2 separate regions of the Mus musculus genome follow, and region 2 is linked to region 1. The links are chromatin loops, found by intact Hi-C in ENCODE. Cell type or tissue: heart. All regions are shown on one strand. Links, peaks and the distances in the headings refer to the core of each region. The heading gives the core; the rest is flanking DNA.

Region 1 (10,494 bases), core at 1,700-9,699:
AGAAATATGTTTTTCTAACCCACTTCTCTAGTGGATGGTCTAAGACACATTGACTCTTTACTTTGTTCAGCAGCTTGCCTTATTACGCTTCATGAAATTACCCCCCCGCCCCCCCCCCCCGATCTTAGCTACAAAACAGTTTTGTGTCAGCATTTTCCCTCATGGGATGGTCACTCAGTCAGGTGACCCAACAATAATGAACACAAGGCCCAGAAAAGCAGCAGAGCCTGCTATCCTAAGGCTAAATGTCAGCAGGGATCATCTGTGGGTAATGACCCTTGGGTTCACAGGACAAAATTCTAAGTGTGTAAAGGGACAAACAATGAAAAAATAACTCTCCCTCTAACCCTCAACACCCAGCAGCTCCCTTGATGCAAATTGTCACCAGATTCTTGGGTATCCTTAAAACACATCCATAAAAATATTATATGCTTATATATACTTTTAAATGAAAACTTTAGAAGAGCACATCTTTTCATAATTTTAGAATTTGACTCATAATTTCCCTTAGCATTTACTGTTCCTATGAGGAAAAAAAACCAAAAACCCTCCTGAGAAATACATTATACTCTGGAGTCAGCCCACTCCATTCTTAGCGAGGTCCAGAATTTGCTTTTTAAGATGTCTGCAAACTTTGAGATCTGTTCTTCTGCTTTGTTTTTCCTCCCTCAGATTCACTTGAAGACACAACTTGTCTTTCTTCCCATGACATCCGAGAATTCTGGAAAATCAATTTCATGTCACTCTTAGAGAAGAGTAAACTCCTATTCAACATACCACACTCAAAAGCCTCTAATGTAGCCATTTGTCAGAAAAATTGCTTGTTAGTGTATGTGGCAGAGAATAAACATCTTGTTGTGTAATGATGGACACACTGTAGGTAAATTAATTAATTAATTAATAAAAATTTAAAATGTGGTCTTGGTAGGCTGGCAGAAATGACTTCTTTTGGAAAGAACAGAGGAGCCTTGCATAGCCAGAGCTTTGCACACAGGCCCTGTGGAGAGTAATTGAAGGAACTACTTGGTACTTCCTACACTCGGTATGGGTAACCCAGATGAAATACTCTGTGTTACTACACCATTCTGGAGGGGCAGCAGCACTCCAGACTCTGCTGAACTCCGGTGAGATGTCAGTATATCTGATGATCCGTGTGCCAACTTATTTGTTTCTATCTTATTATGGACAGGTGACGTTGTTGTTTAGAGAGGATAAAGAACTCTCTGAGTCCTTGCTGAATGTTGGCACACATTTCATCTGGGTTACCCATACCAAGTGTAGGAAGTACCAAGTAGTTCCTTCAATTAATTTCCACAGGGCCTGTGTGCAAAGCTCTGGCTATGCAAGGCTCCTCTGTTCTTTCCAAAAGAAGTCATTTCTGCCAGCCTACCAAGACCACATTTTAAAATTTTTATTAATTAATTAATTTATTTATTTATTTATTTTGGTTTTTCAAGACAGGGTTTCTCTGTATAGCCCTGGCTGTCCTGGAACTCACTCTGTAGACCAGGCTGGCCTCAAACTCAGGGATCCTCCTGCCTCTGCCTCCCAAGTGCTGGGATTAAAGGCGTGAGCCACCACGCCTGGCTCAAGATCACTTTTATTTAACATAAGCATCAATAACTCTAGTACTTGCCAATGAGTACAAATTCATCCTGACGTTACTCTTCACAGTTAAAGCCCAGAAGATTACACAGTGCATGCAGAAGATCCTCATGTAGGTGACCAAAAGGGAAGCATATTTCATAGAACCTCTCCTAGTTTTGTGCTCTGTAACTTCAGTGTCACTGATCTCTTGGTGATGATCTTGAGGAGGCTTTGTTTCTAGGAGGCGGATTGTAGTTGGGTCACACTGAAGGATGTTCTATCATGGGGCCATATTGAGGGATGTTCTAGTAACTGCCAGAAGGTCACACCAAGGGTTATTCTAACCATCAGCGTATGAGTGCTGTTGCTTCTTAACATAGAGAGAATCTTGACTATTCTTAAAAATCAGTTGTAGCTATCATTATCATTTCTACTTTACTATGTGTTCATTATGACTTGTGCCACTGACCATATCCCTTGATAGAAAATACATTTTAAGCCAGAGTTCCAGTCCTGGAAACATGAACATGGGAATCATCACTGTCTACAGACTTTTAAAAACTCATCTCCAGGCTGGTGAGATGGCTCAGTGGGTAAGAGCACCCGACTGCTCTTCCGAAGGTCCGGAGTTCAAATCCCAGCAACCACATGGTGGCTCACAACCATCCGTAATGAGATCTGACTCCCTCTTCTGGAGTGTCTGAAGACGGCTACAGTGTACTTTCATATAATAAGTAAATAAATCTTAAAAAAAAATTAAAAAAAAACTCATCTCCATCTTCATTTTGTGTTCTACTGTTATATTTCTTGCTTGGCTTTTTCTAATCACCCCTTATTATTGTATTACTTTAAAAACTGCCCTAAGTTCCTATTTGGAACATACAGCAGAAAACTGACACCTAAGCTCCCCTCCCACATATGTCCCTGGGAAGTAGGTACAAAAATCTCGGAAACAGTAAAATTTTTCTGAATGTGCAATAATAAAAGTTTAATCCAGAAATTCTAAACACACTAAGGTGTTTCTGGCAGAGCTTCACAGTGCTGCATTGCACTTCACAGTGGTCTTGCTTCTATACACACATTATTCACTCTTTGCTCTGTGCATGCTGTTACACCGTGGAGTACCAAGAAGTGCTGCATCGAAACTCAGTTCAGATGCAAGACTACCATATGGTATGGCTGCAAAAGTTTTACTTATCACATACAATTGTCTTCTCTTATAGAATAATAATGTCATAATACAGAGAACAAGACATTTTTAATATTCTCCTACCATCATTCCTTAGCATAGGAGCTTCAAATGAGTATGTTTGGTTATGTTTGGATTATATTGTGTTTGAATGTTTAATATTTAAAATCAATGTCTTAAGTCTCTTTATAAAAAGGTAACAGAATTTTAACATAGGATTAGGATGAAATTTCCAAGATGACCCTAAATATATTTTTTCTGTTTCATGCTTTGAGAATTGTAAATCAAAATATTAATTAACTCTGAACAATATTACAGATGTTCTACATTCCACAGCTTCAAGTACTCATTCAAAACCTAATTTTTTGTAACAATAAACAAATCAATCTCATTGGTATGCAAATTTGCCTTAATCTTTAGTAAGTGGTAAAGTCATATATATGCCAAAAATTATCTTAACATTGCATTAGGATCTACCATTAGTCGATGTCTGATTTGAACACCTATTTTATATAAAATCCCAAGATTACATAAAAAGCATCTATGAAAAGAGGTTGCCCGTGGGAAAAGTTTAAGAAACCCCGCTCTACTTCTCAGTGAAGGTCTCAGGTTGTGATGAGGGTCCCTGCACAGGCTGGGTGACGTGTTCCCATTCAAGACGCCACCTACAAAACTTGGGCAGCAGCCCTGACTTTGCAGGGTGCGGACGAAAAGTCCGGAATGCCTCCTTTCTGGCTGCATGGAAAAAGCTGGACTGAGCCTCACTGGTTAGCCATGACTTCTGCTAACAAGGACACCCACAGCAAAGGGGCCTAAATTAGGGGACCAAGTGATTTTGTGAAAAACTCAGAGACTTTGGATTGAATGGAAGCAGGGGACATTCCTCTGATAGCTAAGAAGTAGGGACATTGGTTGGTCTTTGCTGAAGGAATTTAGTTGTGGGTCCTGAAGTTCAGGGACACATTTCTACTGGTCAAATTCTAAGTGAACTTACTTGGCAATTTGCCTCCTGATGTGCGGCAGGGCTAGCTGAGGTCACTAGAGGATGCTAACTGCTCTAAAGATTTGTTCACTGCTGTTATGTCAAGTCTCTGCTTTTGTGGAGGAATTTGCCTCATGTGTACGTTGCTTTGCTTTTCAAGCACTCCAGACTGGCTCCAGGTGTAGAAAATGCCATGTTCTTCAACATGCATGCTTTCATCCAGCAAATATACTGAGGCCCTTCTAAGTGTCAGGAGTTGGCTGCCCTTCTTTCAGAAGACATGGAGGGTTCTTGATGGGATCTGAAGGACCCTTGGACTTCTTAGTGCCACTTCAGACTTGAGGCACCCGCCTCTGCCTGTGCTGTTGGAAACTGCTGCCAAGTCAGCCTGACCCTTCTGAGATCCTGGAGAAGTTATGGAGAATACGTGAACAGCGTCCCCACCTGTGTTATTCTCCAACCTGTGCTCTGTGGTTGGACAGTTTGTAACCGAGGTGGTCCAGAGTTGTTTGGTTAATTGAAAGAAAGGAAGGAAGAAGGTGGGAGACAGAGGGAAGGAAGGAGGGGACCCTGGCATAGATTGGCTGGACTTCCTAGGTCCTGAAATGCAGCGGAGCGGAGTCCCCTCAGAAATTAACTCCAAAGGCCACCCACTGACCCGCTGCACACAGCCAGAACTCGCCCCCAGAGCCTTGTCTAGTGGTGGCCAAGGCCATCCACCACCACCTTCCGGTCACTGCCTGCTTTCGATCCTCGCGGAGAGCGCTTCCTCTCTCCTGACATTCTCCTCCTCTTCGCTCCTCTGGATCCCTCCTCCTTCTTTAGTCCCTCCTCCTCCCGCCCAGCCTCCCCCAGTCCCGACCCGAGCTAACTAGACGTCTGGGCAGCCCCAGCGCAACGCGCAGCAGCCTCCCTCCTCTTCTTCCCGCACTGTGCGCTCCTCCTGGGCTAGGGCGTCTGGATCGAGTCCCGGAGGCTACCGCCTCCCAGACAGACGACAGGTCACCTGGACGCGAGCCTGTGTCCGGGTCTCGTCGTTGCCGGCGCAGTCACTGGGCACAACCGTGGGACTCCGTCTGTCTCGGATTAATCCCGGAGAGCCAGAGCCAACCTCTCCCGGTCAGAGATGCGACCCTCAGGGACCGCGAGAACCACACTGCTGGTGTTGCTGACCGCGCTCTGCGCCGCAGGTGGGGCGTTGGAGGAAAAGAAAGGTAAGGGCGTGTCCCACCGGCCCGCGCCCCCTGCGAGCTAGCTCGCCCAGTCCCAACCTCCGCTCGGGACTCTAAGTCCCCAGCCGCCCGCTCCTCCTCTTCTGGCTCCCAAAGGCGGCCGGGACCATAGGAGGAACTGGACGGAGTCTGGAATGGGCGAGACTGGGGCCGCCGAAGGAAGGGAGACTGGGCTAGGAGCAGAGGGGCTGCCAGGGCAGCGTGGGAGCCGCGGCTGTGCGCTCCGGGGCTCTTGACTGCTGCCAACTTAGTTGCCTCACTTTCCTGCGCTCAGTAGGCGTTCGGAGCAGAAACGTGGTGCGGGACAGCGCGGGACGCCGGGCATTGGCGCACGTGCGCCCAGTACTGTCAGGGAGAGCGGAGGGACCCCGGATCCTCAAGCGGGTCGGGTGTGTCCCACCCGCTCAGTGTGAGAGTTGAGGGACTGGAGTGCGAACCAACGCGCCCCTGGTCAAGGTCGGAACCTCTGAGACGCGCGGTTTCCTGAGCGCGGTTTCCCTCAACTCCTCTCTTCTCCAGCAGGGTACTCTCAGGACCTGGTAGCCTGAGTCCCAATGTAGCTTGCAGATTTCTGGCTTGCCCTTTCGCGGGTGTGTAGTTGCAGCAATGACCTGGAAGTGTGGAGATCTCTCTGTCACTAACCACCTAGGACTTCTGGGAAGAGATGGTGTTAGTGGTCATTTGCTTCTTCACTAGGAAAAAAAAAAGGAGGGCGTGGGGGTGGCGGGTGGGGTGGGTCGATTCCGCCTCTTAGGCATAGAGCATGCCAGAGACTTGCCAGGCTAGGTGCACTGGTTGGGGACCAAGGCTCCATGCCAGATTGGAGCTAGCGTTGCGGGGTGGCTACTTCCCCTGGGATCCCTGAATTTGCCCTTTCCCAGAAGCTTGGGCTGCTGCAGCATCACTTGCCTTTGCAATGGATGGCTGACCTCCTTGTGACAGCTGGGCCCTTGGGTGTAGTGCACCCTTGGTGTTTCAAAATGAGGCCGGTAGCAAACTTTCTTACTTGTTAGCTGAGACGTTCCCTCTTGGGTTTCTTTTTCTTTTCTTTCCTTCCACACCCCTCCCCCCCCCCAAGTGATTGATATTTGGCCAACTAAAATATAACCCCTAATTAAAAAGAAACATTGATGTCCATGGATCACACATGCCAACTGTCCAGACGGAACATGAACAAGTCTGGCTTCATGACTATCCGACCATAAACCCACTTGACACGAGAAACATGCCTCGGAAGGTTTAATTGCACAATTTCAAAATCCAGCCGCTCGGGTTCCAGGAGTCAGGTCTGCACTTGCTGTTGATGTCATCCGCATCCAAGTTGGACTTGGGGGTTGGTGCTCCGTGCACTTTTGTTGGAGGGGGTGTAAGGCTCAGTTTCCCAAACTTAACTACACAATGAAATCATTTGGGTTTAAAAATCAACAAGCAAAACAAACTACACCCCTCCTCCGTTGTTTAGCTACCACTCCATACACTCAGATTTCACGGGTCGATCTTGAGAATTAGAATTTTCAAAACTCTTGTAGCATTTGATTTGAGACTCGCTAGCATAAATGAAAAATTGATAACATCTAAAGGAAGACTACCACGACGGTTCTAACGAGCAGGAGTCTGGGAAATCTTGCAGTACAGGAAATAGCAGGGATAAAGTCGGTAAAGAGGGCTTGCTTTTTTCACAGATGGGATGGAGCACTGTGGAGCTTTTCTCCTACCTTCCTTAGCTGAAGGGCTCCAGGCCCCATCGGTCAGTTGCCTGGCATCTGTGCCTACCCATAGGACTCCCTCCCCTAGTTTTCAGTTTCCCTTAGAGCCCCTGTAGAACACCAGTTGTCTCAGCTTAACTCTGTGTTTCTTCGCTGTTAGGTGTTACTGTTATGAACACTGTTAGTGGTTGGAGATTTGTTTTCGGTTAAATAAAAATGCCACTTCATCTGTCTGTTTGTATGATATTCACTTAAAGCCAAATGCTTCTGGGTGTAGCAGGAAAGGTAGCAAGCAAATATTTATCTGTCAAAGTAACGTAAAAAGGCTAAGTTCTAAAGGACAGATTATTGAAAACGTGAGACACCCTTTCTGCAACAGGCTGATAAAAGATTTGTTTGTTTAATTGGTCAGTTTTGTTCCAGACTGGCTCCCTTAGTTGAGGTAGGGTGTTTATCCTTCCCTCCAAATCTATGGTACCATATGTAAATGTCATCAAAGCAGAAGACAGTTAGACTCTGTTTTCAGTGCATTGTCAGTCCTCACATTGCATGTAGTGAGAGGTGATTCTCATCATCTGTTTGGGGAACCTATGCACAGAGAAGTGTAGTGATTTTCCCCCATAGCTGTTAAGAAGTGATGCCAAAATTGATTCAAGTTCCTTCCACCTCCAAACTACACTACCTTATTGTAGGAGGACCAGGCTAGGTTAGGTGTGTAAATGACTCAGTTCTGATGCTAGAAGGATAAGGACCAGGAAACAGGCATTTGAAAAATCAGTCCCCATCTGAAGCTTGCTTGTTTAGTGGCCTACTTTCCTGTTCATGGATGCTGTGGTCTCCTGGGTTGCCTTTGATGGGGGCAATGTTGTCACTAAAACAAAATATGGGCAAGGTATTAGCTTGGACTTGCTGAGCAAGTTCCACCTGTACCATGATGGCAGGAGAAGGCGCTTCTTTGGAAAAGATCCTGTGCAGAGCAAATGAGGAGAGAAGGGACCCTCAGCCTGAATAAGGCAGTGGAGTTTGGAGGTGGAACCAACTTGAAGGGGATTCCAAAGGCTTCTCAAGACTGTCTGTCTGTCTGTCTGTCTGTCTGTCTGTCTGTCTCTCAGAAGACTGGGTCTTGGGAAGCCCAGTACTGGCTTTCTATCCAAGAAGCTTATGTTTTCATTCCAGGTCTAGATTAGATGGAAAGTCCCACTGGAACTCCAGGCTTCTGAAGTCTCCTTTCTAGATTCAGTAAATGTTTATTGCTTGTCTAAGATGTGGCAGACATTATGAGTTTAAAGGGGGATCTTAATGATTATATTATTGCTTCCAAACATATGTAGTTCTTGAAACCACTAGTTAAACATTGGTAATCTGCTTTTCAAATATGTAAAACAGACTAGTACTCCGACTGACTTTCTTACGGTGCACATTCCCAGTGGTAGGACATGATGTTATCTGAAGTCAGGTGGTGACACCAATAGACTCAACAGCTTCCGTTGGCTTTATTTACTTAGCCTCATAAGTCATAACTTTTCTAAAAGGAAAAAAAGGTGCTGGATTTGATATCTTAATCTCTGAAGGCTCTATCACTACCAAAATGTCTGGTCCTTTTGACGGGCTATCTGTGAAACGTGTATGCTAAGAATGGCTTTCAATCTTAGCAGTTCAAGCAGCTTGCTTTAAAAGCTATATGGGAATTATCACAGGGGGCCCTTCTTTCATGTTTACACTTCTGGGTGATTTCTTTCCAACAGACCTAGATTCCAAGTACCCTTTTCTAACTCTGTTCAACTTTTCATCAACAAAAGGCTAAACTTAAAGTTTTGGAACATTTTTTTTTTATCCCTAAATATCTCTGCAATTTCATTGTTACTGAGGAGTCCCCACACATAAGCTGCTTTATATAATTATGTAAGTTAATCACTATTGTTTGCCTTTTGAATATAAGGCCAGGCATTGAACTATTTTTTTATCCTTTTCTTTGTATTTGAGCCATGATGCATAATTTGTGCCATGCTGTCTATGTTTTGAGATATGAGAATGAGTTGGTCTTGATACCTCCCTTGAAGTGTCTAAAAGTTATTTATTAGAAGACCTAGTGAAAGATCATAAGACAGAGTCATAGAAGAAATGGAAGATCTGCATGGGAAAGGGATACTTTATAAGACAGAGTTTTGCTTTTAATTCTACCTGAGGAAGAGACAAAGAAAATCCCCAAATGGAAAAATCATTTGGGAAAAAGAGACTACTGGTTACAGAAGTGGCATCGAGAGTCAAGATCTGGAAAGCACACTAATGCCCTACTAAGGTCAAGTCAATAGGAAGAGAGAGAATGTTCTATACAGTTCCAGATGAACTCCATTAATCACAGCACAATTTTGGATCTTCTACATGAAAAGACTTATTGGAGAACTTAAAGAACTGCCAGGAAGTGGCTGCTGGTTACTATCTCCAGGAAACCTGAAGCCTGGATTGTTGGGTATCAGTGGAAATAGGGAGATGGATGACCGTTACAGGTGACATGAAGCGAGATTAAGGAGGATGCAGAACAAGGGACTGGCAGACTGATCTGGAGGCATATCTGACAAGGATGCCTTGTAGGGAACAAGTAGGGAAAGCTAAGAATGCCAGCTCAAGACAGAAACTTCCAACCTGAAAGTCTTGGTAGACACTGAGTCCATGTGCAGGGCTGGAAAGTTGGAAAATAACAGAGAACAGAAGCTGAGTATGAACTCAATGTTTAGATGCATTGAGTGTCAAGTATTGAGACAGGAACATTTATGGGACAGCAGACTTTAAAACAACAAGGCCTACCATCACTTTCTTAGATATTTCTATTTCTGTTAATGTCATTGGCTATAGAAGCATTATCCCCATGACAACCTCCCGTCAGATGCTCACTCTCACACCAGTGTTAAACCTGTCAGGACCATGGATTTACTCCTTCTTTATATACTAACAGAGACGTATTTCTAGTTATCGATCTTTTTAGTTGTAGTTCAGGAACTCATGTGTAATAGTTAGGCATGTTGCAAACCATAATGCTTATAATTGCTGCACAGCCTCCAAGGCAGATCCCCACTTCTTAAGTCATCATCAAACCGGTACTCTGTACAGTAAAAATCAAATGAAAAGCCTTCTAAGCGGTTCCCAAGCAAGGCAGAATATGAAAACAGCCATCTCTACAAGCCCATCTCTTGGTGTGGACACAGCAGAGGAATGAGAGAATGGTACTTGCTCCCTCTCAGAGGACTTAAACGTATTGGCTGAGCTGGGGGAGCCATGTGTGCACAACACCCTGCAGGGCATGGTTAACAGCAGATGTGATTTGAGATTTCTATTAAAGCACACAAAGGAGAAGACCTAATTCTCCCCACATGATAGGGGCAGTTTCTCAAAAAGAGATAGTTGCACTGAGTCTCCACAAGATGTTGGCTGGTCTCAAACAAAACAAAAAGAATGTGGAAACTCTGGGCAGCACCACCCAGCAATGTGCCTTTCCTGGCCATCTGTAACCCTGAAGTCCTTTGTAGTGAATGCAAACAATTTATTCTGTCTTGCATGGTTTACTTAAAGCACTTTAAAGAAAGTTATTACTTCAAAAATAAAGTGCATTGACTGTGAAGTGACACGATTTGAATATAAGTGTTATTATTTAAAAAGTAACGAGAAAATATGAAGAATTAACTAGAATCTCTAAACTGTAATTGGGAGATTTTAAAGTGTCCCACACAATAACATTCTCCCTCTAAACCTTGCTATGGGTGAGTAAAATGATAATTTTGCATGCTTTATGAATCTCCCACT
Region 2 (10,494 bases), core at 1,210-9,209, 48 kb after region 1:
TCTTGAGTCTCAAGGCGTTGTACAGAGATAAGAGAACTTGTGCTTACACAAATAAGGTGCACACCCCAGCTTGCCTAGTTAGTTGCTAAGGGATTGGACAGTAAGTGCCTTGAGCCACGTGCACCTTTGCCTTCTTGTTGGCACCACAGACGTAATAATATTTATTACTTGAAGGCAGCGGTTCTCAACTTTTCTAATGCTGTGACCATCTAATCCAGTTCCCTATGTTGTGATGCCTCTCAGCCATAAAATTATTTTCATTGCTAGGTCATAACTGTAATTTTGTTACTGTTATAAATCATAATATAAAATGTCAATGTTTTCTGATGGTCATAGATGACCCCTGTGAAAGGGTTGTTCAACTCCCAAAGGCCAAACTGTGTTACTACACTTAGACTAGGAGTGCTCAGGCTTGACTGTACCTTATCTCTCCTGGGAGCCAACCCTCTGGCTACCTGACCTGTCAGTCATCATTTCTCCTCCTGAAGAATGACAAATATCTGACATTAAAGGTCCCCACCCCATTATTTAACCAGTTAGTCACCTTTGAAAAAATTTTTTTTCTGAACATTGAAGGAATCCCTTCAGTGCAGCCACATCCAGGATGAGGCAGGGGGAGACTTGATCTAGAACGTGGCACAACATGGTAGATGAGAAGATATTTGGGGGGAGAATAAAATCAAGTATCCCTCAGAGTGTGTGCTCTTGGCATGCTTGTATGGGAGATGCTTGCACAGTAAGTACGTCAAAGGTGCCCCCAGTTTGGACAACTTCCAAAATCTACCAACAGGAATTTGAATGCACCTTGTTTGGTACACTTCTTTCTGAGCTAAGTTTGCCCTTCCCTCACAGGCACTGTACACAATCTGCATGCTTTATGGCTGCTCCAACAGCCCTCAGGCATGGGTGCAGAAATCCTTAGTGCTGGCTTATTTATGGTTTTTAATTCTTCCGGCGTGTGAGTCTGCTTTTTGTCATTCCTGTCACATGTGGGCTCTTCTGAGTTGCATGCTATCTTCCCTGTGATAAAAAAAAAAAGCGCACCAAATCCACACACCTTCTCAGACTCTGAGTCACGTTTTGACAGTAATTTCTATTATGGATCCAGTAAGAACTTGGGGAAGATCAGTTTCAGTCTGCGACTTGATTTTTAATTCCCTTCCTGGTTGATCACTTAACCTGGTGCATTAATATCCATGCTCCATTCTAGATGCCTTGAATAAGAACTGCAAGTTGTGAGAAAGTTTAAAACAAACACTGGCTCACTATGGCCTTCCGTAGTTAGCTCATGTCAGAAACAAAACGTGTAAGTGGTGATCTCACACTTTCTCTCCAGTTGGAAGGCATGGGACGTTTTTCCAGAAAAAAAAATTTGTGGATAATACAGATTTTTAAAAATCATCTAACATTATAAAAATATCTCCTCTCTTCTCCACACTCCTGCTTTTAATTTCTATGTATAATATTATTAGGGAATGTGTAATTTTTCTAATGCATATCTTAACATCAAGGGACATTTTTAATCAACTAGATTAACTGGCAATGTCAAGATTATCTTGTCAAATTAAGAAATGATGTATATCAGTCAAACAACTAAAAAGTTCTGGGAAGGTCATTTTTTTTTAAAATGTATTTTCGTTCAGAAATTAATTCAAAATTAAAGCCATGTTATTTTAGAGCTCTGTTCTGGAAACTGTTGGCTATAACCATCATAATAGTGGAAAATCAAAAAGGGAACTTCAAGAGACTTTCAGTGTCACTAAACACACTTTGTCAAGTGCTTCAAATTTTTAAAGAGCAGGTATAGGTACTTGAACAGAAGGCACAGGTGTGTTGGTAGCACAAAAAGGCCACCCTTGGAGGAACAGATCACATGATCCACTCTGCATTCTTCCCCAAAGACTAACCAGTGCAGAAGCAAGAGCTAAAAGAAACACACTCTTAAGAAACACCACAGGGGCCTGGAGAGATAGTTCACCAGAGTAGGTGGCAAGCACCTTTTTCTTCTGAGCCAAGTTCAAACCTCAGGACACACATGGTAGAAATAGTGGCTTCCCACAAGTTGTCCTCTGACCTCCACCTGTGCGAACTACCTCTCCCCAAAACACAAGTACAAACAATAAATGAGCAATCAAATGTTTACATCATAGTCTCAGGTCAGCACACTGTCTCTGCTAACCCGGACAGTAGTGGTTGTACTTCTTGCCCTGTTCCTACATCATGCAAAGGACCCCGCCTCTTAGCCCCTGCAATCATTACCTTTTGCTCTGAACCTTCCCTTTACGGAAGCTTCCCTTTTATCAATTGTCTTGTAAATGTCACCACTGAGACACAAGTTCTTCTGTAGCACAGTTTATATTTAACTTCAGAATATATCCACTGTGGAATATACTTAGAAACAATAGCAAGCAATATATTTAGGATGAATTTACTAATCTGATTCCCACCCCCACCCCCAGATTAAGTCCTATTTATGTCATTAGTTATACATGGCTGTGTTCTTCCTGAATCTTAAGAATACATCCTTCAGACTTCATGACATTGGGCTACCTGAAGCCTGCATCCTGGTCACAAGTTTGCTTAGGAGGCAGATCCCATCACAGTGGTGAGAAAAGAGCCCAGGCAGCCTCTCAGGAGATCACAGCTGCTGTCTCTGGCAAGCTCTGAGCTACACCATGTTCTCTGGGATTGGAACTCTTTATTTTTTTCTTCTTTCAGTTGGTCTGCAAATAGGATTCTACAATAACCCATGTGCATGAAGTCTCCAAATCAGAATTTGCTGAGCTAAAAAGAGCACTAAATGAGATGGGCTGGCTTTCAGTTGGTGAGAATGCAATCTATAACTACATAACAGTTCTTTACAAAATAAGCAAGCAGACTCACTGGGCATTTCCATTCAACTGGAAATATCCAAGCTTATTTAACTCAATTAATTGTTCTTGTCCATTTTTTTTTACAGCCTAGCCAGTGTCCATTAGCAATTAGTTATGAATGGCACATTTGATATGGAAACATCTCATTTGAGGTGCTACTGTGGTTTATTTTGAAAATTTGGTTAGCTTTGTTCTAACAGCTTTAAAAGCATTACAACCCGTCCTATCCGGGAGCTTAATGAACATTCCATACAACTTACCTTGCCAAAATTTTGGACTGAAATAAAATCCTCACCATAACTGAACAGACCAATAGAAATGGTAACAAATATCAACAAATATACTTAAAACTCAAGAAAGCCTTGCAGGTTCCTTTAATGAGTCACAACATATAAAGATTTTAATATGAAGGCTCCATGCTACCAGCAAAAGCTAATTTCCTTGGCAGACAAAATTGTAATAAACATTATGCTATGCACCTTGGTTTAAGTTATTAGGACAATGGGGGGTGTATGTGATGGGGCATGTTCGGGGAGCACAACAGGAGGGGGATGAAGACTGGACTATAAAAAAGGATTAAAGATTAAAAAAAAAAAACATGTTTTTAGGACAGTGTGTGACCCAGATTACACAACTAATGTTAAGAGAAAGATTTTTCTTTTGGATTTTTGTTGCTGGGTATACCCATTTTCATATGCAAGCACACACACACACATTCTTCATCTATTAGAGATGAGTGAGCTGGCCTGCTCTCATTGCTTCAATTGTGTTCTGCCTCCTAAGAATTCTCATGACAGCAACTTGGGCTTTCAAGTGGCCCAGTGTAGTCAAGTTCAAAACAATATATTCCTAAGCTTCAGGAGGAATGTAGGTATGTTTGATCCATGATATAAACATCATTTAATTCATTAATATTAGAGCCCTGTATGAATCTTCCAATGCTCCTTGTAATAAACCCCAATTAAAGCATGATTGCTTCACACAGAAGCCTCCAGCAAAAGACTTCTGCCTGTTTGAATGCCATTAGTGGAGTAGACAGCTCTCCATTCTCAAAGAATTATTTGTACACACATTGTACTGACCCACTTGAGTATGTCAGATTATGTTATGTCAGAGCTCTGAGGAACTTCATATAAGGTTTGCACCTTCATAGGTATGCCTGGTCCCTGTCACTGGCCATTCTATTGTAGGATGTCAATAAACATGAAGAATAGACAATGGGAAGTGGGAAATGGCAAACAGCAGAGGACATGAATCAGCATGTGCTTTGAAATTAGAAAATGGAAGTCACTGCAGAGAGAGAACCAATAACAGCTAAATAAAAGTTAGATAACACTGCACATTACTGCCAATATATGTGTGCCCTTACTGAGGACATACACAATAATGTGTGACCTGAAGAATCATTTGATGCTTTGGCAAGATGATTGAGGGTCTGCAGTGCACATACAACTCAGCCCTTCCTTCACCTCTAGGACATCTTGGCAAATGTGACAGTTTGAGTGACTAGTGTTCTTTGCCAGCTATAGGCTACTTATATGGTGCTGTGAATGGGCCAAGAATCTGGCCTCTGGAACACAGCATTCCTTGACAGTCATTAAGTAAGGTTTCTGAGGAAAAAAAATATTTATGGCTGTGGGATTGTTTTCTTGAAGATACCTAGAGAACACAGGTGTAACTATGATGCTTTCCTTACTGACTGGGCCTTAGCTTAGTCATGACATTTACACATGAAAGTGAAAACTTGCCCTTTCCTTGGTGTCCCACAGGAAGCCTGCATGTATTCACTGCTGCCTGTGTTGTGTCCTTACAGGGATGTATAAGGGCTGTGTGCCTGTGCTGGGCAACCTGGTTCACACATTCCCCTCTAATTCTCCCTACAAGACTATGATGTGATTAAATAACACCAGTTTACTTTCACATGGAACAACTCAGAAGCACTCGCAGCAGGGCAGCTATTTAGGCTAACAGATCTGAACCTACTAGAGAATTTGGAAAACAGCATTCTAGGGAAGCCCAGGAGCTGCTCTAGGCTGCATGAAGTCTTCCTCTAGAGTTAGCTTCTAGAAGAGATGCTCTGGAGACTTGGCTGGTGAGTGGCAGAGTTGCGTTGTCTTTCGCCCTAAGGCAGCTGCGAAGAGCTGGAGGCTGCGTCCTGAGCTGCTATTGGAGAGCAGGCTCTGACGCATCAGGCTCAGTCTTGTTTAGCTAGAAAAGCTTGGCACAGTTGTAATGTTTCTCCAGCTAAGCACTATCTCAAGTGACCCAGTGACACTGTGGGTGTAGAAGGGGGAGGAGGCGGCCAGGGCTGCTGGGGCAAAGTACATGGCTGTGAAGAACATTTGAAAATAATAAGTGTGAGTCAGAAGCAGGCTTTACTCCTGACACTCTGGAAACCATGCAACACTTATCTTGCTCCTGTTCTTGATAGGATCTTACATGTTTACATTTGCATATGGGCATTCAGGAAGGAAGGAAAGAAGAAATAGGTGGTGGCAGTGAGGATGAGTGTTCCTCCAGTGTTAGGTGACAGAGCTCTGCCCATCAGGCTTCCAGTAACACTTGCCCACAATACCATCCCTGAAGCACTTACCTGCACCAGAAAGTTCCTTTTACATTATCATTTTAGACTTGACACTGTCTCCAGAAAGGGGAAACCTTTTCTACTTTCTTTCTTAAATGATAAGAAATACACACCAGTTATACCAAGTTAGCTAAAATACCTTAGCACATAAAAGTTTATACACCTCTCTCTTCCTCCTTCTGCTCTGGACAGCCTGGGGAAATAAGTTTTATAAACTGTGATGTGTCTTTACTTGCCTACAAAAGTTTGGAGTAGTTTGGAGACCACATGCTCCCTACAGCTAATGAATGAATGAATGAAGTAATGCCCATGCCAGTCTAGCATGGATCAGTCTTGATTAGAGCTTGGGTACTGCTACAGAGCCATAGATTTTGGCTGTCCTAAGAAGGGCAGGGAGTGTCATTGAGATGGAATTGAATAGGCAATACAAGGTCCCTGTGACATCACTTGCCCTGCTCTAGAGCAGTGGATCAGCGGCATGCACAAAGAACCTCCTGACCTGTGTTTCTTTATTGGCCTGTTCATGCTAGCCTGGGCTTCTCTATCGACTAGAGTGGGTTAGAGCAGAGCACCGGACTCCCAACCATTCACCAGCTCTTCTTGTTCTTCTGGATAACAGAGAGGATTTAGGTGGTTTCAGAAGGATAAAGAGAATCAAACTTAGCTTTCTGAAAAGCTATGTGGGTTGAAATAGTCACAGGCTAAATTCAAAGTAAAGGGTGAAGGAGTCCTGTGTTGAGGCTAGGTGAAGAAAAGAAGCCCACATGGGGGTTTGGATGGAACATCCAGAGAGGGAAGGAAGAGGCGGAGTCTAGGAGGGAGCAGGTCAGCAGTCTCAGGGGCTGTAGAGGTAGTGCCCTGTCCCAGCCTGCATTAGAGACAGTAGGTGGGCTGATGTGCCTCGGTACAGATGTGCCCATGTGGATTCTGCCGAGGTGACAAATGGCCAGAGTGTGAATGCTGGAGTGAGGAGAAATGGAAAAGAATTGTGTGTCCTGAATCTGGGAGAGATGTTGAGAAAAAGAGGGTGGGCTTGCACATTACTTCATTTCCCCTCAGAGATGTGCTCTTTGTGTGACTTCTCTTCCAGGGTCTGGATTTCAGCGAAGGTTGAGACGCATGTGAATTAAACCTCCGTTCCATTTACTTTCTACTATTTTGTTTACTGCTGATTTTCTCACGATAGTTTACTGTGATAGTACACTGTACTATCACAGGTTGTTGTCGTTGCTATGGCTGAATACCACAGACCGGATGATTTATAAAATATAGGATTTTGTTCAGCTCAGGGTTAGGAGGCTTGGAAGAGTGAAGTTTGGGAAGCTGCATCTGTGGGGCACCTTTGTGACAGTCAGGACTCTGCAAAGCCTCAAGGCAGTGCAGACAGTCACATGGAAAGGGATGGGATAGGCAAGACAGTTTTGTGACAGGACTACTCTTAAGTTAGCTAAATCATCCATTAGTTCACTAACAGATTAATTCACTCCTGAAGGCAGGTCCTTGTGACCGAATCAGCTCTTAAATATTCTCACCTGGTGTCACCTTTTAATGTTTCCAAGCGAGCCTTAAATTTTGATGGAGTCTTTCAAACCACACTGTGTGCTCTCATTTGCTGATTGTGGAGAATTTTGGTGGCCTTCTGGGTTTGTGTGCAAGAAATAGGCTTGCCTTGTTTGCTTTTTACTGGCTATTATTTTCATAGAACCTCAAAACCTTAGTAGGCAAAGGAAGTGAATCCAACAGCTGGTGAGAAAGAAATGCTGTGTGCTTCTAAGAACTCCGACAAAGCTGAAATAGGCATGCAGCCAGGACAGACATTTGTGCATTCAGGGTTCTTTATATAGTCTATGTTACTCACTCTCTACTAGTAGTATATAATAGCTCACTTTCAATTTCTTGACATAATCATTTGCTAGATAAAAGAAAAGAATCTTATCTCAAAAGTGTTTGCCTTTCATGAATTATGCTTTTTGCACTCATGTTTTCTCATAGTATCTTCTAGAAGGTTTTTGTTTTGTGTTTTAGATTTAAGTATGACATCTTTCCTTTTTAAAGTTTTAAGCAGTTACATCCTGGTGCATGCTTTTGCTATGATGTCCATTTGCTTTGAAAAGGTCCATGTTTTAACATAAGACACTGTAAGGCTGCACTGTGCAATAAGTACCCATCTCTGCTTGTTGTTTAGTACATACAAGATGGAATCCTACCTGTCGATTCACCACACAAGCAGAGCTAGAGGACATTATGTCACAAGGCTGGATGCACAATGGCCATTTTGTGTGACCTCACTTACATGTAGAATCTGAAAGGGAGGGCAGAACCCATAGAGGCAGAGAAGCATGGTCCCCAGGGGCTGAGGAGATGCCCTGGGAAAGCAACCAGATTTCAGTTTGCTGGAGGACATACCTTCAAGAGGTCTATGGAAAATAATAGTGACTACAGCTAATAACAGTGCGTTGCAGACTCTAGAACTGCTAGTGGAGTAAATACGTATCTTTTTACTATTCCAAAATAAAAGAGAAATTATATGAAGTAACACATACATTAATTATCTTAAGTTAGCCATTCCACAGTGATGAAAATATCAATATATCACATTTAGTACCGTAAATATAACAATTTCATTTGTCAACTAAAAATAAAATTAGATAAAATAAATAACATCTACCATAGCGTCGATATAACAATGAAAAATATGGAACTCTGTTGAGCCAGGACACAACCCAGTGACATCAGTCATTTGTCAGGAAGGTTAAATTCCCTGCCCTTACACAAGGAGGCACTTCTTGTAAGCTTGTAAGCTCTGCACACTCACATGTGTTCTGCAAAATGTAAAGACAAACACTCATTTGTGGATCCCAGATGTTGAAGATGCACACCCGACTGTCACACTTCCACAAGATCTTCACATAAAACAACAAATTTGCTTTGAACAGAAATCATTTGAAATGTATTCTTGGCAGAACTGTGTGTGACCAGGGAATAGAAATGATTAACAGAATGTTATGGATTGTGGACTATTGCAACAAGAGAAGTTATCCATTGATGCCATCTGCACACAAGACCCACCCCTGAGATGACAGATTCTGTGCTGTTTATTTCTTCATTCACCACAGCGGTGGGAGGAGAAAGGTCTACTGAGCAGGGATGATGCGCATCTTTGGCTGGCCCATTCATGCCTTTGGCATGAAGGAATCTTGTCTAGACTAGTTCTGGTTTTCCTTTTCTCAGAGGACTTTGCCCACTTCTGGGACAGGCCAGGTCCAAAGTGCAATGTGGAAGAACAAGAGCTCAAGACCTGGGAGGTGACCTGTCCCCAACTACCTCTAATTATATAGAGGTGGGCGTGTCTTCTGAAGTGCTCTCTGTTGCCACTGGGAAAGCAAGACTCAAATCTACTTCTCCTGGATAGTAAGTTCATCTCAGATACACCCACTTACCTTGGGCTAGAAATGGTCACTTCCACATAGTTCTCAACCCTGATGGAAGGAAGGCAGGTTATGAGGCCATTCTGAAAAAGTGAGTTTTGTTTTGTTTTGTTTTGTTTTTAAATTTCTAAACCTTCCATGCCCCTCACTTAAGAGCATGCCTTGGTATGTTCCAGGTCATTCTATAAAGTATTCTGAGCCAGTCAACAGTTCAGAAATAGCTAACATGGAAACCATTCTATAACATTAGCTTAGTGGCTTACAACATAATTTCAACCTGTCCAAGTTTAGAGATGTTTTATTACAAAAATCCTTTGAGAATTCCATGCATGAGTTTTCTGCATTTCTATCATTATTACTTTTCCCTTCCCCTCCATCTCTTCCCATGCTCCCCCCACACACTATCCTCTTTCAAATTCATTACCTCTTCTTCTGTAATTAAATATAAATGTATACAATACACACACAGACACAGACATGCTCACGCACACACACATACACACCCTACTAAGTTCAATTAATGTTGCCTATATTTGCCTGTGTTTAAGGCTAACCACTTAGGAATGCTCTGCTCCCTAAAAGAACAAACAACTGATTCCCTCTCCCTAAGAAGTCTTTAGCTCTTCATTTAAGAGGAGAGCATTGTGACATTTTCTCTTCCATGTTGGCATGCTGATTGCAAGCATATTGTAGAATGTTAATGGGTGAAGCATTCCTGTACTGCCTAAAAAAAAACCTCATCGGTAATCAGGCTCTTAAAATCTCTCTGCCTCCACCTCCAGGAACTTCCCTGAGCCTTACAGTGCCCTTTATTCTTCATTTGGACCAGTTGTAAATCATTCTAATAGCCTCTGACTGCCTAAAGAAGAAGCCTCTGTAATTATAGCTGAGAACTCCATCTACCTATGGACATAAGAATGAATATTTGAAAGTCAATTGGAGACTTCCAGTCACATGATAGTAATTGGTTCTCCTCTAGGGCTCGATATTGCCATATCCACAGACTATTGTGAATTCCTGTAAACTCAGTGTACTTTAGGTTCAGTTGGACTACTCCAAGTGCTGATTACTCCTAAGATACAAGTGGCTGTTATTGCACTACTGAGAGTATCTTACCACTCTAGTCCTTGTTGTGGTTCTCAGTCTTTATAGCTGGATGTGACTATTAATAGCTTTTCTCCCTGGGCAGCTTGCGTAGTATTTTCTGACAAATGCTTTTTTACTATTTTGACATATACTCATGGCTCCACATAGTTTCAGTGCATATTATCTTCATGGAATTACTCTGATCTTTTCCACAGTCTGTCTCTTTATTTTATTCTACTTCTTTTTCTTTCTTTAAATTATACTCATCACAATTCACAGTAACAATGTTACAATACAATGCTGGGTTGAGACTCAGTTTGAAATCCCATTTCGGTGTGATCATTTTTACATCCAGCGTATGAAACTGAAGCAACTGGTGGATTCAAGATTAAACCAGAATATTCAAAGTTACATAACAGAAATGCCAATAGTAGAAAAATGACAGCATGACATGTGTGAAGGAACTTAGATCTTTCTTCACGCCTCAATGAGCAGGAAGGTAGTTAGTGAACTTTGAACTTCT

The links. Hi-C counts contacts between places; a loop is a spot of excess contacts. Peaks named below come from ENCODE experiments on the same cell type or tissue, not always from the same donor. Only the 100,000 strongest peaks of a DNase experiment are listed, where the experiment ranks them.
Region 2: a loop joins it to region 1, with 2.0 times the contacts of the local background. A loop is called at or near these places in 5 of 42 quality-filtered maps.

The regions. Positions count from the first base shown.
Region 1 is chr11:16,747,599-16,758,092 of GRCm38, forward strand. It overlaps Egfr (epidermal growth factor receptor), which reads left to right and starts at 4,605. Exons shown (of 28, transcript NM_207655.2): 1 at 4,605-4,972. The coding sequence starts at 4,885. In heart, for the core only: CTCF peaks have their summits at 4,500 (motif pointing left) and 5,532; DNase peaks (open chromatin) are centred at 4,593, 5,193 and 5,883; H3K4me3 peaks cover 1,964 bases; H3K27ac peaks cover 1,387 bases; H3K27me3 peaks cover 4,899 bases.
Region 2 is chr11:16,795,617-16,806,110 of GRCm38, forward strand. All of the region lies in intron 1 of Egfr (epidermal growth factor receptor), which reads left to right. Among named protein-coding and RNA genes, the nearest start is that of Gm39584, 7.4 kb to the left of the region's middle. In heart, for the core only: no CTCF peak of the experiment used is centred there; DNase peaks (open chromatin) are centred at 2,645 and 5,105; H3K27me3 peaks cover 2,468 bases.